Linked DNA regions of Homo sapiens: region 1 is linked to region 2. The links are chromatin contacts, found by Hi-C in ENCODE. All regions are on one chromosome and are shown on one strand. Each heading gives the region's core, a stretch centred on a gene start or an enhancer-like site at or near the end of the contact. The rest is flanking DNA. Distances are from core to core; before and after follow the strand shown.

The links. Hi-C counts contacts between places; a loop is a spot of excess contacts on that map. Pooled maps may share reads with other maps.
Region 1: a loop to region 2 is called in a map of ascending aorta, with 8 times the contacts of the local background. The contact joins the promoter of HEBP2 here to the promoter of AHI1-DT in region 2. A Hi-C loop is called at or near these places in 3 of 168 maps with a recorded cell type or tissue (ascending aorta, endothelial cell of umbilical vein and naive thymus-derived CD4-positive, alpha-beta T cell) and 12 of 50 pooled maps.

The regions. Positions count from the first base shown.
Region 1 is chr6:138,400,702-138,405,763 of GRCh38, reverse strand. HEBP2 (heme binding protein 2) reads right to left here and starts at 1,541. Exons shown (of 4, transcript NM_014320.3): 1 at 1,167-1,541; 2 at 484-619. The coding sequence starts at 1,268. It also overlaps the pseudogene MARCKSL1P2. RefSeq lists enhancers at 1,285-1,805, 2,327-2,847 and silencers at 1,076-1,925, 2,056-2,125.
Region 2 is chr6:135,495,609-135,500,631 of GRCh38, reverse strand. AHI1-DT (AHI1 divergent transcript) reads right to left here and starts at 2,831. Exons shown (of 6, transcript NR_152842.1): 1 at 2,632-2,831; 2 at 2,115-2,228. It overlaps AHI1 (Abelson helper integration site 1), which reads left to right and starts at 2,892. Exons shown (of 29, transcript NM_001134831.2): 1 at 2,892-3,049; 2 at 3,383-3,444; 3 at 4,734-4,818. RefSeq lists silencers at 2,552-2,771, 3,122-3,181.

The DNA of each region.
Region 1 (5,062 bases), core at 292-2,791, 2.9 Mb before region 2:
GGTTAATAAATTCTTAATTTTTAGAGATAAAAGGGGAAATTAGAGATTACATGGTCAGTAAATTATTTTTTCTTACCATTCAGAAAATGAGGTCCCACAGGCTAAGAGACCTGCTAAAATATAAATAGCAGCAAAGCCAGACCAAAAGCTATGACTTGATGCTTCTAATCTTGGTACCTTCTTGCCTCCTGACGTCTCTGATCCTACCAGTCACCAAATTATCTTGAGGTGTTAGCCATAGAAAAGGACTTATCACGAGTTACACCAAACCCCAGTTCATCCAGCAAAATCAGAGAACAGAGGTTGAAAAGTAATACCCAGTGTAACCCTGGTCCTGAGGAGTCTTGTCTGAAAACAAGACAAGTCTTTGATGACTTGCTTATTTTTCCATTATAAAGGATATTTCTTTAATAAGCTAAAACTCAATAATAAGCCCGGGGACTCTTTCACAATATGCATAATTACAAGGAAAACTGCTTTTACCTTTCTCGTTTTTGCCTTGAATGTAGCTGTTCAGTTTCGTAAAGCCCGTCTGGATGGCTGAATCCCAGTCCATAGACTCCACGGACGTGCTGACCCACTTGGCTGGTCCATAGTGTCGGATCTCATAACTTCCGGGCTAAAGTGGAACAGAGAAAACTTCGAGAAGCAATTCTAAGAGGGTAGGAGTGAGATGCAAAAATACCGGTGCCATGATCTCGGGTCGACCTGGAGCCGTCCTGTCTAGGGGCTGCACCGCCCCGGGGTCCGGCCTGAGGTCCCCGCTCCTTAGGTCTGGGAGGTTCCCCTCCACGAGGTTCCCCTCCTTGCGATTAGGGACCGCAGCGGCCCCAACCCCACACGCTGGGGACTCGATTCACACTTTCAGACAAGCATCTATTACACCCCCTCGGTTCGGAGGGTTCCACCGCGCGTTCTGGGACGTAACCAGTTCCTCCCCGCCCCACCACCCCGCAAAGACAAGAAATTGAGATGGGACCTGCACTGGGGGTAGCGGGGAGGGTAGAGCTAAATGACCGGGGTTTCTCGTTTGCGTAGCATAGTGGGTAGGGACTGGGACCATTTAAAAAACTGTACTTTTTACTTAACTCTATGGGACCCGCTGGCCTCACTGCAAATCAGCCGGAAGGCGGGCCCAGCCCCTCCGCTCCCGAGTCGGCGCCTACCTGGGGGCCGGCGTCCTCCGGGGCCTTCCAGCCCGGCGTCTCCACAGCTTGGGCCGCCGCGTCCTCGGCCGCCCCGGGGTCTGGCTGGAGCGGCTCGGCCATGGGCGGCGCTGACGCTCTGGGAGCCTGGTCAGCCGCGCAGAGGCCCCGCACCCCGGGCCGCCCCGCCTGCGTGTGCGCGCCCCGCCGAGGCCCCGAGTCCCCGCTCCGCAGACCCGGTCCCTCCTCCCGGCCGGGCTGGAGACCCGAGCCCACCCGATGCGTCTGCCTCTGGACCGCGAGGGGGCGCCGCCACCAAGGCGGGGCCGGCTCACGACCCCGGACAGCTCCGGCCGGAGTTGCGCGTCCTGCCCCCGCCCCTCCGCGGCGACAGGGAGCCGCACCTCGCTTCGGCCCGCCTTCTTTTGAGGCACTTCCGCCCCCGCCCCGCCTTTGTTTTTGAAGGAAAGGCACACACAGGTGGCCCCGCGGGCAGTAGGGGGTGGCGCTGTTTCTGTGCAACCGGTTTGGGAACCTCTGCCGCGGCCCCGCCCGCGCTGGGAACCGCGGGCGCTGAGCCGCCTCGAGGGTGTCCCAGCGCACCGCAGGCAGAGAAAGGCAGGAGGTGGCGGCTGGCGACCCGACCCCCGCGGCCCCTGCCCGCACTCCTGGGGCTCAGCCAGGGCGAATGGCCGTACTCATCCCAAGAAGTTGTCCTAGGTCCCAGACAGCTTTCAGGGTCCCTTGCGGAGGAGGTGGTGGGACCACAGACACATGGAGAGAATCTGGAACTGTTCTGGTTTCTGAACTTTTCCCCGACAGGACCCCAGACCCTCTGAGTCATCCCCGCAGGCTTAACGAGACTCGGGGAGAGTTAGTGCCGAGGCCAGACACTAGTGCTTTTCAAGAATTTTGGTTACCAGGGCTTTCCCGAGCCGAGTGGGGTGCGGCTCTGTTCCCCAGCACCCCCTTTCCGCCGGCCAGGCCGACTCCGCGTTACTGTCCCCTGCGGCGGGGACCCGGCACGGCTCCGGCGCCCCCCAGAGGACTCCCATCGTGGGCAGCCAGAGCTCCGAGGCTCTCCGGGGCGACGTGACCGCCGCAGAGGCAGCAGGCACTCCCCACGCGAAAGCCAACGGACAGGAGGGTGGCCACGTGAAAAGCAATGGTGACATCCCCCAAGGGTGAAGGGGAGTAGGCCCCTGTGAACAGAAGAGGCAGCCGGGACCATTGGCAATGCCATGGAGCCAGCACCCCCTAGCCAGGGTGCTGAGGCCAAAGGGGAGGCTCCCTCCCTCGCAAGGAGACTTCCAAGAAGACGAAATTGCCTTTCAAGGCCAGGCACGGTGGCTCACGCCTGTAATCCCTTCATTTTGGGAGGCCAAGACAGGGGTGATCGCTTGAGCCCAGGAGTTCGAGACCAGACTGGGCAACATGGCGAAAACCCGTCTCTACAAAAATACAATAAAATAGCGTTGATAGTAGAGTGGAGAGCATAGCTGCCTTCCAAAAAAAAAAAAAAAAAAAAAAAAGCTGAGTGTGCTGGGGTTGTGATCTCAGCTACTCGGGAGGCTGAGGTGGGAGGATCGGCTTGAGCCTGGGGAGGTCGAAGCTGCAGTGAGCCGAGATTGCGCCACTGCACTCTAGCTTGGGTAACAGAGTGATACCCTGTCTAAAATAAATAAATAAATAAATAAATAAATAAATAAATAAATAAATAAATAATTATCTTTCAAGAAGGGTTTCTAAGAGCAGCTTGTCCTTCAAGAGAAATGGGAAGGAGGGTGGGGTGACTCTTCTGCCTCCTCACCTATGGAGGAAGAACAGGAGTGGGGGAAGATCAATGCCTGCAGCGACAAGGGCGCTGCCCAGGAAGGGAAGGCTGTTGCCACCCCTGAGAGCCAGGAGCCCCAGGCCAAGGGCGCAGAGGCAGTACTGCCTCAGAAGAAGAGGCAGGGCCCCAAGCTACAGAGCTGTCCACTCCCTCGGGGCGGAGAGTGGCCCTACACCAGCCCACGCTGAGCAGAATGAGTAGCTGGGTGGGCCAGGTGGGTGATCTCTAAGCTGCAAAAACTGCTGTTCTTGTGAGGTTACTGCCTGGACCTGGTGCCCTGGCTGCCCTCCTGTGCCCAGAAAGGAAGGGGCTATTGCATCCTACCAGCTACATTCCCTTTCCTTCTCTCCCTCCTGTGGATTCTCCAATCGGCCATGTGGCTTTCCTCGTAAGGCCAGTTGAAGACGGTCCCCCACAGCCTCCCAAGTTAGATTAGTGATATGAAATGTGCCTTTCCCTGGCCCTGCCTCCTTCCCTGTCCCCAGCCCTGCAGAAGGCAATTTTTGGTTTTCTTCCCCAATTCTTTTCCAAGTAGGTTTTGTTTACCCTACTCCCCAAATCCCTGAGCCAGAAGTTGGGTGCTTAAACTCCCAAACCTCGAGGGTCCGGCCTCCCCGCTGTTGAGTTTTTACTCTGGTGCTGTGCCTAGTGGCACCTGGGCCGGGCAGGGGGGCACTGCCCTGCCTAGGGTTCTATTCAAGTTCCAACCTTCAGCTTGTGAATCAACTGTGTCTCTTTTTTGACTCGGTAAGCACATGTTAGGCTTTGGGGCCAGGGAGAGGTCTGTAATGTGAAATAACTTCTTCTTGCCTTTTCTTCTCTCATTTTTATGAATAACTTTTAATGGCCAAACCCCAGATTTGTATTCTTTTTTTTTCTAACTGCTACAACCATTCTCTTCCACCTGGTTTTATTATAACAATTGGAAAAGGAATAAATATCCCTTAAATTTTTTTTTGTTAGATGTATTCTTTATTTTTTCCAAGAGATTTATTAAGATATAATTCATATACCATATAGTTCACCCATTTAAAGTGTACTAGTCAATGGTTTTTAGGATCTTTAGATCTGGGCAACCATCATCACAAGGACTGGGCAACCATCATCACAAGGTGAGAACATTTTCATCACTTCCCACCCTTAAAGAAACTCTATAACCTTTAGCCACCACCTCCCAATTCCCCATTCCCTATGCCTAGACAACTACTAATTTGTTCTCTGTCTCTATAGTTTTGTCTATTTGGAACATTTCATATGAATGGACTCATAATAGTACGTGGTCCTTTGTGACTGGTTTCTTTAACTTGGCAAAGTGTTTTCGAGGTTCATCTGTGTTGTGGCAGGTACTCCATTTCTTTTTATAGCTGATTAATAGTCCATTGGATAAACATTTTATCAACTTATCAGATGAGGGACATTTGGGCCATTTTCAACTTTTGGCTATTATAAATAAAGCTGCTCTACATGTTTATGTACATGTTTCTGTGTGCATGTATGTTTTCATGTCTCTTGGGTAAACATCTAGGAGTAGAAGTTCTGGGTCAAATGGTAACTCTATGTTTAACTTTCTGAGAAACTGCCAGACTGTTTTTTCGCCACTTCACATTCTCACTAACAAGGTGTGAGCATTCTATTTCTCCACATCCCCATCAACACGTGTTTTTATCTGGCTTTTGGATTATAATCATCCTAGTGGGTGTATGCTATGGTTTGAATGTTCATCTCTTCAGAAACTCATGTTGAAACTGAATCCCCAATAGGGCAGTATTGAAAGATGGGGCCTTAAGAGGTGATTGAGTGATGAGGGCTCTGAAATTAATCCATTCATGGGTTAATGGGTTAATGGATTATTGGGTTAGCACGAGAATGGGACTTGTGGTTTTATAAGAGGAAGAAGAGAGACCTGTGCTAGCACACTGAGCCCCGTCACCATGTAATGCTCTGTGCTGTCACGGAACTCTGAAGAGAGTCCCCACCAGCAGGAAGGCCCTCACCAGATGTGGCCCCTTGACCTTGAACTTCCCAACCTCCATAACCATAGGAAATAAATTCTTTTTATTTATAAATTACCCAGATTCAGATT
Region 2 (5,023 bases), core at 1,582-4,081:
TTCTCCAAGGGACCCAGTTACTTTTAGTGAATAATACTGTTCAGAAACCAAGATCTAGGCACATGTGCTCATTGCTTCTAGTATACCATTACTCTGAAACCCTTTCAGCAGATAGAGCTAGGAAGAGCATAATAGATAGATACGCACACACATACAGACATACTTTCCTCTATATTTATTTTTACATATGTTTATGTATATATTGAAAACTATGAGTTGACACTGACATATTCAATTCCAATTCAACATCACCACAAAGGTCACTGTGGAATTCTTCCTCTCTCAATTTGTAACGTCCTTCTCTGTCAGTGAGAAACCTGGCTCCCATTAGACCCAACATATTTATTTCCTCACTCCCCTTTCATGCTTGCCACCTCTTTACTTGCCAAGGGGAAGGCAAAACAGCTGGTCATCGTTTTTTATTATTTCTTATCATTCACTCTTCCATCCAATCAATCACTAAGTCCTGACATTTTTACCTCCTAAAAATTTCTCAAATTGGTCCATTTCTCTCCATTCTGATTTTTCTTAGCCTTGACCATGCCACCTTTGTCTCTTACATGGCTTACAGCAACGGCATCTTAAATGGTATTCCCAGATCTAGATTTGCTTCCTTCCTGTCTGTTCTCCACCCTGCAGCCAGAGTTATCTTTATGATATTAAAATTTGAAAATTTCACTCCATAAAATTCTATAGTGGTATTCCACTGACCAATACTGTCTGGGTCTCTTCATAGCTTGTTTAACTCTCTTGTTTTGTCTCCTCCAAAAGCCCCTAGTCTCATTCTCTACCTTTTAGTTAGCCAACTTGAACTTTTTTTTTTTTTCTTCCAGTTCTTGTATTATACCAAACTTTCTTGTAGTGAACACTATACGCCACCTTCTTCTACCTGGAAACCCTTCCTAACCTGGACAACTCTACACATTATTTTGGTCTTTACTTAAATGTCACTTCTGCTATGAAATATTCCCTGACCTCCCCCACCCCACTGCACCTCTGCATGCTACTGTAAATGGAGAAGCAAGAGATGATAACAGGGTTACACATCCGCTAGTCTGGGGATTGTATTCTGAAACTAACACCCTACTAAGAATGAGCAGTCAGAGTTATAACTTCCCTTTGGAAAAGCAGGTACTTAAATGCAGTTGTGAGGACAGATGAAAAGTACATAAAACACCTACAATGCATACCTCCTAGAAGGAGCTCAATATATGTTATCCATTATTCATTCAACAAATGTTCATGAAATGCCAACTATTTCATAGACACTGTGGTAGATGCTGGGGATAGAGAAAATACAAAGTAAACTATGAAACTATAGAATGAGCATCCAAAGTCTAATATATAGAATGAGTATCCGAAGTCTAATAGGGAGTAGGAGTGTTTGAAGGAGTCAGTCAACCTGCTTAAGATTCAAAGGATGGACAACATTTGGCTGTGATGCAGGAGTGTAAAAGGAGGAATTTTCAGGAAGAGAGGACAATATGAGTAAGGACGGGGCGTGAAAGGCTATGGATTGTTTTTCATGGTACACATAATTCAATGTTGCATAAAACTGCATGGTACACATGATTCAATATTGCATAAAATTGGAACAAGAAGCTAACGAGAGATGAAACTAGTCAGGGAGATGGAGAATCTTGTATCCTAGGCAAAGTAATCATTTTCTCTTACAGATTGCCTTTCAAAAATTTTCAGCAGGAGAGTGCCATTATCCGATTTACATTTTTAGTCAGGTCATTCTGATAGCAGTGTGGAGAATTTAAGAGTCAAACTGGAGTCAGAGAACTGGTAAAGGGCCCATCTGAGGAAGTTAAAAAGAGAGAATGGATATGCTTTGGCATAAGATGCATTTAGGATACTCTACTGTTCTTACTAAAACACTGGGAGGATTGTGGTGGCTTACAGCAAGATAGAAATCTAGGAGAGTATGTTTAGAACGGAAAGTTGAACAGCTCAGTTCGGTACGCATTGGATTAGTAATCTTTCTCGTTGCTTCCTCACAGGATTTAGGGAAGCACAAGACATATAGTTTGTAAGGTGTGGCAATGTCAGTAAGAATGGAAAAGCTGGCCTCCATAAACTCTTACTGTACAAATGAAGCAACAGCTTACAGCGGGTGGCTGTAGGTACAGGAAATGGCCTGTATTCACGAGTGTATTCACGAGTCCACGAGTAGCGCATCTAGTATTTTTCCAGCCCTGGTGACTCAGAGCTGAAGATGGCGCCTGTGGCAGAAATCAGAAAAGTGGGAGGGAGCATTAGGTGTAGAAAAGGATGGCGTTTTAACTTTTGTTTTGTTTTTCACACACAGGGAGATAGCTCTAAAGGAACAGTGGATAATTTTTTCTTAAAATTTTGTCTGTAGTACAACTTCATTTTCCACGCCTTAAAACCATGTTTTCTTTTGTGGGCGCGATCGCGTGGGGAGTGACAAATCTGTTTCTTTGCCTCATTCATTCATTTTCTTATTCTGGGCGGCTTCCATGACAGCCTCCCCAGTTTTCCTTTGCCCAGTCAGTTTTTCCCTGCGCTAGCTACAATTCTAAGGCGAAAAGAGCATTTTCGGAGGTGAGGGCGGGGAAAACTCAAGACTCTGTAGGGGCACCCGCGCATTTCCGGGTCCCTTACCGCTCCGAGTGGAGGAGACTGTTCCCGCTCGCGTGGCCGGGGAGGCGGGAGCCCCCTAAGTTCCCTGAAGCTCGCGCCCGCCTGCGGCCTGAGGGCCCCCGGGCAGGCGCCGCACGGCCCCTCCTCCTGGAAGAAGGCGGTGGAGGCGCGGGGACGGGGCCGCGGTCTTCGCCTAGAGCGCGGGACGCATCGGTCGCCATGGGAACGGCGGCGTAGGCAGGCGCTGACGTCAGCAGGCGGCGCGCTGTCCGCACTGCGGCACAGAGCCGCGGCTTGCTTTCAGGACACGGGTCGCTGGCGGGTTAGGTGGCTGCGTGGCCGCCTCACTTCGCGCACGCGCCGCTAGGCTGGGGGAGTTGATTTGCACTGCTCCGGGTGTCGGCTCCGGCGGGACGGGCGGTTCTGCGTACCCCTCTCCGTGAGTACATCATGGGTGCGCTGGTGGCGGGAGCGCGGGCCGGGGTGCTCGGCCTGCCCGGCCCTCTCCTGGGCGGCGTGTCGGGGCTGCTGGAGTCCGAGAGCGCGGAGGCTGATAGCGTAGTGACCGACGAGCGTGGGCCGGGTGTCCCGGGGGAATGCGATTTCTGAGAGTCCTCACCGTACTTTTGCGCTTCTTTCACTGGTCTCCGTGTCCCCGGAGAGTTGAGCATGGTGCTCTGATAGAGAATTCAATCTTTGCCTTTCCTACTCCCGATTCTTATTTAAATGCTTTTAAATCAGATGTGTACTGAGTGTGTTTATTTCCTTTTAGAGTGTCAACCTGGGGCTGAATCTTCAACCTGTCAAAGCCTTCTTAATTATGTCTGAGAAAAGGTGATCAATTTGTTATATTTATAAGAGCCAAATTATATTAATAGGGTTGTTTCGAGATGCATAAAAATAGAACAAAAATGTAGACCATTTAAGAATCCTTATCAAAGGTTGTGCTGCGTTTAGCATTCCTGTAAAAACATCTATTGTGAAAATAAAGCTTTCCCCTTTCTTTTGAGAAAGAGATGCCAACGATTTTTTCACCTGTTGCATTAACAGTTGCTGTTACTGCTTGGGCGTTAGGAGGAAGATTGCTTCTTATGAGTACTCTGGGAAATTTTTTAAAGAATGCTTGAAAGAAATTCAAATACCAAAAGTGTTTTTAAACCATACCTAGAATCTTGTTTATGAGGAATAATATTTATGAAGTTAGAATCTTGTTTACTTATGAAGAATCTTGTTGATTTATTCATTGAATTTTGTATACAGGATTTTTGTTTGTCTTTTTTTCCCTTGCGATAACATTTGGTTAAGGAGCGAATTATCAAGCCTCTCAGTTTTTTCTCCCAATGATATTGAGCCACATATTGGCTGATAATCAGGTTGTCTGTAAAATAAAATGAGATGAAATGTAATCCATTTAATTTTCCTGTGTAATATCTCTTAGACGCTCCTGTGAAAGGGTTTGTGAGGGAGAAGTTGTAAAATAATGGAATATATAAGAATCAGAGGTGTCTTTTAAAGTCCTATCTGATTTTTTGCAGAGGTTACTAATCAAATATTAGCCGTTAATTCTATCATGTTTGCTGTAGTACATATTAAGATTTAGAGATGGCTGAGCGCAGTGGGTCACGCCTGTAATCCTAGCACTTTGGGAGGCTAAAGTGGGTGGATCACTTGAGGTCAGGAGTTCAGTATCAGCCTGGCCAATGTTGGTGAAACCCCATCTCTACTAAAAATACAAAAATTAGCTGGGTGTGATGGCCCACACCTGTAGTCCCAGCTACCAGGGAGGCTGAGGCAGGTGAATTGCTTGAACCCAGGAGGCGGAGGCAGCAGTGAGCTGAGATTGTGCCACTGCACTCCAACCTGGGCAACAGAGCGAGACTCTGTCTCCAAAAAAAAAAAATTAGAGATGATTTCTGTACTGTATTTGCTGTGTTATCATTACATAATATTAGTATTTATTAGTTTAGTTGTGTATTAAGCTGTTAATAGTAAATAAGTATATGATTTATATATTTTATTTGTAATTATTTACTTATTTTTAATACAATAATAATGGACATAAAGTAATTTTATTGCAATGTACTGATTACTTTGCTTTTTGGTATTTTCTCTTCTCCTTACAGTACTAAAATAGGTGCCATTTTAAATTCCCAGACAAGGAAAAACCAAGGATTAGAAATTAAGTAGCTTGCCCAAGGCCACACATCAGTAAGTGGTGACACTAGAGCTCAAGCCTGAGTCTTTTTTACTCGCTTTGCTTTTGCTTCTCTTCACTTCGCTTCTCTCTTCTTCTCCTCTCTTTTCTTTCATAGTGGCAGATACATAACTATAAGAGAGCATTGGCTTGGTCCTCCAAAGCTAGCAGTTTGGTGGGAGTTACAGAACATTTTACCAGGGTGAAAATTCAAGGTTG